2 separate regions of the Homo sapiens genome follow, and region 1 is linked to region 2. The links are chromatin loops, found by intact Hi-C in ENCODE. Cell type or tissue: adrenal gland. All regions are shown on one strand. Links, peaks and the distances in the headings refer to the core of each region. The heading gives the core; the rest is flanking DNA. Region 1 has its middle 36 kb from the start of SOCS5. Region 2 has its middle 40 kb from the start of LINC01118.

Evidence for each region. Peaks named below come from ENCODE experiments on the same cell type or tissue, not always from the same donor. Only the 100,000 strongest peaks of a DNase experiment are listed, where the experiment ranks them.
Region 1: a loop joins it to region 2, with 2.5 times the contacts of the local background. A loop is called at or near these places in 56 of 110 quality-filtered maps.

What each region holds. Positions count from the first base shown.
Region 1 is chr2:46,661,617-46,664,538 of GRCh38, forward strand. No RefSeq gene overlaps it. Among named protein-coding and RNA genes, the nearest start is that of SOCS5, 36 kb to the right of the region's middle. In adrenal gland, for the core only: a CTCF peak has its summit at 1,449 (motif pointing left); a DNase peak (open chromatin) is centred at 1,485; H3K27ac peaks cover 722 bases.
Region 2 is chr2:46,775,103-46,778,024 of GRCh38, forward strand. No RefSeq gene overlaps it. Among named protein-coding and RNA genes, the nearest start is that of LINC01118, 40 kb to the right of the region's middle. In adrenal gland, for the core only: a CTCF peak has its summit at 1,854 (motif pointing left); no DNase peak of the experiment used is centred there.

The sequences.
Region 1 (2,922 bases), core at 243-2,742, 110 kb before region 2:
CCTGTGAAATTTTTTAAATGATTTATCAGATTCCAAAAAGGGCCTGAGCAGGCAGTGTCATGGGTAAACAGCAAGGGCAGGGATGAGCATCTACGTGCAGATCAATAATGCCGGTGCAGCAATGCTGGGGCAGAGTAGGGGCCAGACCATGCAAAGCAGTGTCAGAGACCACAGCACGTCTGCAGTCCAGGGCAAGGCCACCCCATGTAGGTAGGCTCAGCCAATGTCAAAACATGATGGGTGGCAGTCTCTGCTTACTATTATCCTAGTGGCCCAAGGACATCACAAAGGTACTAAACCTTTATCATAAGCCTCCTTTGGGAGGTTTATTAAGGAAATGGAATTATTTATTCTGAAATTGGAAAAAAGCTAGGAAGGACTTAATTGTTAAATATTACGCTAGGCTAAGAAGATAAGTGAAAATGGAAAAGAGGCCAGATTTGGGAATTCAGACTCACAGGGATCAATTAGTATCACAAAGAGACAAACCTAGCTGAATCCATAGCTCCAGCCTGCTTTTTCCCAAAGGGAATTTAGGTGGTTTCAGTACAAATCCATGTTCATTACTGGGGTTTATTTTAGTTGTTTGGTTTTGTTGTTCATTTAAGATAACACTTATTGAGCTTTTACTATGGGCTGGGCTTTCTTCTAAGCATTTAATATGTATTAACTTATTTCCATGCCCCCTGCCAACCCAAATCAACTCAGAGTATGTATCCAACAGATGATTGATCGGTTGGCATATTTCCCATAGCAATAAATCACTGAGGAAAGGTGAAGAATTCCCTTTATGTGTAGACCTTTGACAACCACTCCTCAAACTGGGCTTTTGAACATTTTCCTTGCGGATCTTGTTTATTTGGCCTGAATGGAAAAATGTAAAGCTAGGAGTCAGGTTATATCATTTAAAAACAAAAACCAGACAGGATCATGGTGACCATATCTTCTCCGAGGGGAGGCAGGCAGAAGGAAGGGGATGAGCAGGAAGATGAATATTCTACAACAGACTGGGAGGAGTAGCCATTCTATCCTCCACAGAGGTTTCTTGAACAAGGAAGACTTGGCCCCTTGCTGCGGGCCAGGAAGTCCATGGTATCAGATGCCAAGCATTGGCATCAAGGAATTCCCAACAAGAAGGCAGCCGCCTCAAATCCTTTGTGGAGCAAGGCAGGTTATAAATAGATCTATAAATTTTTTTAACCAGAAGGCAACAGGCTTAGCACAGCTATTCTTCCCTTTCAGTTCTCCTCCCTGCATCGCTTTGCCTATTAAATCCCTGCTACCAGGCAGAGCCATCTGCGTGTCAGCCAATCCACTGCCGCAGCCTCAGGAGAGCCAGGATGGAAACTGGCTTCTATTACGACTTCAGGTTGTGACCTTGCTTGTGGAAAAAGTAAATCTTCCTATCTTACCTCTGGCTAATTGGGCAGGAGGTAGAAGAGACAAGAATTTATTGTACACTTTGCCTCCTGCTGGCTAGAACGCTAATGTAGCCCTTGCAGAGGCAGGCTCTGGTTTCAGGGACAGGCTGAGGAGAAAGAAGCTGTGGGCTGGGTCTCTGGTACATGCAGCCAAGACCTGCTCATGGGGCTTTTAACTGCAAGATTTTAGAAGATGGGTTGTCTTACTGGCCAAGTTATATGTGGCTTGGGGTGTGTGTGTGTGTGTGTGTGTGTGTGTGTGTGTGTGAAAAGAGAGAGAGAGAAGACTTAGAGAAACGGAGAGATTGATTTCATCTCTCCTAACAGATGATGACTTAGAAATTATTTAGCCTATTGAGTCTCCAACCTTGTTGTAGATCAGAACCCCCAGAGGCATGTTAAAGCACAGGTTACTGGGTTCCACCCCCAGAGTTTCTGATTCAGTTGGTCTGGGGCAGGGCCCGATCATTTACATTTCCCATATGCTCCCTGGTGACACTGGTGCTGCCAGTCTGAGGATCACATTTTGAAAACCAGTGATTTAATCTAACCTCCTGATTTCAAAAATGAGGAAACTGAAGCCCAAAAGCCCAACAGTTAATGAAAATACATGCTCAGGCACCCACAACTGGTTACTGGCTAAAGCCAGACTAGAACAGGGACTTCTGGACTCCTAATCTGGTGCTTTCTCCACCACATCCGGCTGGTACCTGGCCAGGATGCCAGGGAGTTGCTATTCTAATAATAAACATGTTATCCTTCATGGTTGAAGATTACCATTCCCTGCATGGTTTCTTCTTCCTCTGCCTTCCCTAGTCCAACAGAGCCCGCCCTGCTGGCTCAGGACAGAAATAGCCTAGCCCAGCCCACTCACCCACCAACCAGTGGGGCTTAGAATCAGGTCATGCCCCACAGCCAGGTGCCTAAGCACCTGGTGTCTATGTTACTGTCCAAGGGTTATTGCTGGTAAATGAATTGGAGATCTGAGGCCTTTGTAGTGACTACTGGGTGTGCATATTGGCCCTGAGTTATATATAGCTCTTTCTACATTCTCCATGTTCTCCTGAGGCTTTGACCTTGATGTTGGACATTTCAGCTCATTATTCTGCCTAGCACCTAAATCCTCTGCTGAGGTTAGAGCTCCACTCTGAATGATGATCCCATGATAGGAGACTCTACTGCTGTTGGTCTTCGTTCCTGAACTGGAGTGTCGGTCTATACCCAAACTTGGTTGCTGAGTCCTGCAGCCCACAGGTCAACCGTCCCTGTGGTATCTGCCCACCCAGAGGCTTTCTGAGCTCCGACTCCCTTTCAAATTCCCTGGGCTATGCTCTGCCTGCCAGATTAGAAACCTCAGGCTCAACCTGGTATGAAATCAAAGCTGAGATTGACCTTGAGATGCTTGTCTACCTGTCACTGGCACTTCCAGGGCCAACTTCTGCACTGGATCACTTCCCCAGCCCCACCTCACCCTGGCCACATGCCTTCATCTGCCAGTGAG
Region 2 (2,922 bases), core at 327-2,826:
TTAAGTCCTATTTATTAATAGCACCACTGATCTCATCCTTAAGTACTGGGAAACTCATAATATTGGATACAAATTTCCCCCAAATTCCAATTTTTGGTTGAAAACTCAGATTTTATCATTAGCAACAAATACTGTCTATTGTTTTTCTTGACACAGAGTGGTTGGAGTGCAGTGGCATGATCAGCCTCAGTTTCCTGAGTAACCGGGGCTACAGGTGTGCGCCACCAAGCCTGGTTAATTTTTGAAATTTTTTGCAGAGACAGAGTCTCGCCATGTTACCCACGTTGGTCTGAAACTCCCGGCCTCAAGCAGTCCTCCAGCCTTGGCCTCCCAAAGTGCTGGGTTTACAGGCATGAACCATCATGCCTGGCCCCAGGATATTCTTGAGTGAAGCTGGCTTGCTTTTGCTTTTGCCAGGCCATAGCAGTAACAGTTAACTCCTAGTATACTGATTTCATTGATGCTAAGGCATGACTTTTGCTGACAATTGCTTTTGCACCATCCATGCACATTTCAACACAGTTGTATCAGGATAAATCATAAGATTCAAAAAGTTATTCAACACTTTGACTATTTCAGCACATGTGTTTGTTGCCAAGCATTTATGTAATATCTTCAATCATTAAGTGGGGCTGATAAGAACAAAAATAAGAAAAATAACAAATACAGTCATATCTGTAGATGTGTCCATTTTGAAAGTACAAGTGCAATTCTGCAGATGGTATATTAGTCTTCATGTTTATAGTGAAATCCGAAATTTGACAAGGTACCATGTTTTGGGGAAGTGGCACTGGTTTCTTTTACTAACTTGTCCTTCAGCAGGCATTGAGCAACGTCAACTGTGTAAGGCTTTGTCATTCAGCTAGTATATGTACTTTTCCAGCCAATGCAATATGATAACTCACCCTGTAGGATGCTTTGGTGTCTTTTTCATTTCTAGTTTGAAAACATGAAGAAATATTTAGCTTTTAAAAAGCTCATATTGTGTACATTAAAAATATTTTTCCTTTATACTCTTATCAGTCTCAAAATGACAATCTGAAATTGTTTTGTTGCATAAGACACAATAAGGGGAATTATTAGCATCCACAAAGGGAGGGGAAGATATCTTTCATTGTGTTTTCATTTCTTCATCCAGTTTTTTTTTTTTTTGAAGTTGATCCGCCCTTCCATGAGTCAGGGAACTCTGATATTTCAGGTTCAGGTATGTCAGCATCTTATATGTAGATGCTACATGTGGGAATTGAGAAAGCAAGCCTTCTCATCTTTTGTTTTTAAGCCAGTGATCTATCCTTAATGATAAGAAAAATATTGTATAAATAACTTTTCTCTTTATTTTAGAATATTGAACTCTAAAGCAATAACAGTTTTAGATGAATTTTTTAAAACTTATGAAGTTTTGAAAAAAATTTAAAATATTGCAAAACAACACAGTATATTATTTGTTGTTGAGTTTTCAAATAGATGCAAGGGAAATTCGGGATTTCAAAGCAACAATACATTGGACAATAATGAGGTCACAGAAATTATAGCAGGTATAATGAAAGATAGATACTGCAGTGAAAGTATTAAGAACAAACTGAGTTAATCTCCGAAAATGCACATATATATATTCTAAATCTACCACCTTAGAAAATTCTAAAAAACACAAGAATACAAAAAGCACTTGTTGCCAGAACAAAGTATCCTATGTCATGTAGCCTCTGGAAGCTCTACCATATTCTTGAGAAAGGATGAAAGTAAGAAAAACAAATGATGTCTTCATATTATTGTAAAATAGTTTCGACCTCACAGTCCTCCTGAAAAGATCTTAGCGCCCCCTGGAGTCCCCAGGCTACATCTGATGAATCACTGGTCTAGGGAGCCATCAGTTTTAAATGAGTTTAAATTGTCTTAAATATGCTTATTACACTTTCTTTATTTGATGCACCTTGTAGAACCTAAAATTAGATTTCAGGAGCTGCTGACGCTTTGAATGAAGTAAGAGATATCAGAGGTTAACAATTCAAGAGCCATGAATTCTCATTTTGATCCATTAAATCCTTCTACCTTTGCAGCATGAGTCTAGAAGCCCTGATTCAGTCCTTGTTAAAAAGCTGGAAATAGGCCGGGCGTGGTGGCTCACACTTGTAATTCCAACACTTTGGGAGGCCGAGGCGGGCAGATTACCTGAGGTCAGGAGTTCGAGACCAGCCTAGCCAACATGGTGAAACCCCGTCTCTACTAAAAATTAAGAAAAAAAAAATTAGCTGGGCATGGTGGCATACGCCTGGAATCCCAGCTACTCAGGAGGCTGTGGCAGGAGAATTGCTTGAGCCTGGGAGACGGAGTTTGCAGTGAGCTGAGATTGTACCACTGCCCTCTAGCCTGGCCAACAGAGCAAGACTCTATCTCAAAAAAAAAAAAAAAAAAAAAAAAGTTGGAAATAGCTGTTTTGCTGTTGATAAATGAATGGATTTAAATTTCCACATGTTGCTTCTCCAGATCATTTCATGATCATTCAAGTGGAAACCGCAGCAATTAGAAGTGTTGCATATGGTTGGAATGTAATCACTTTACATTTTGAGCGTTCCTTCTAAAAGCAATTTCTTTTGATTCAATGTAAAAATTCATAAGTACATATCAGGCACCCATACTATCCAGGTACTAAAGGGAATACAAAAGGTGCACATCCTACTCCTCAATTATTAATTTTTGCGGCTGGACGCGGTGACTCATACCTGTAATCTCAACACTTTGGGAGGCCGAGGTGGGCAGATCACCTGAGGTCAGGAGTTTGAGACCAGCCTGGCCAGCATGGTGAAACTCTGTCTCTACTAAAAATACAATAATTAGCTGGGTGTGGTGGCACGCACCTGTAATCCCAGCTACTGGGGAGGCTGAGGCAGGAGAATCTCATGAACCCAGGAGGCAGAGGTGGCG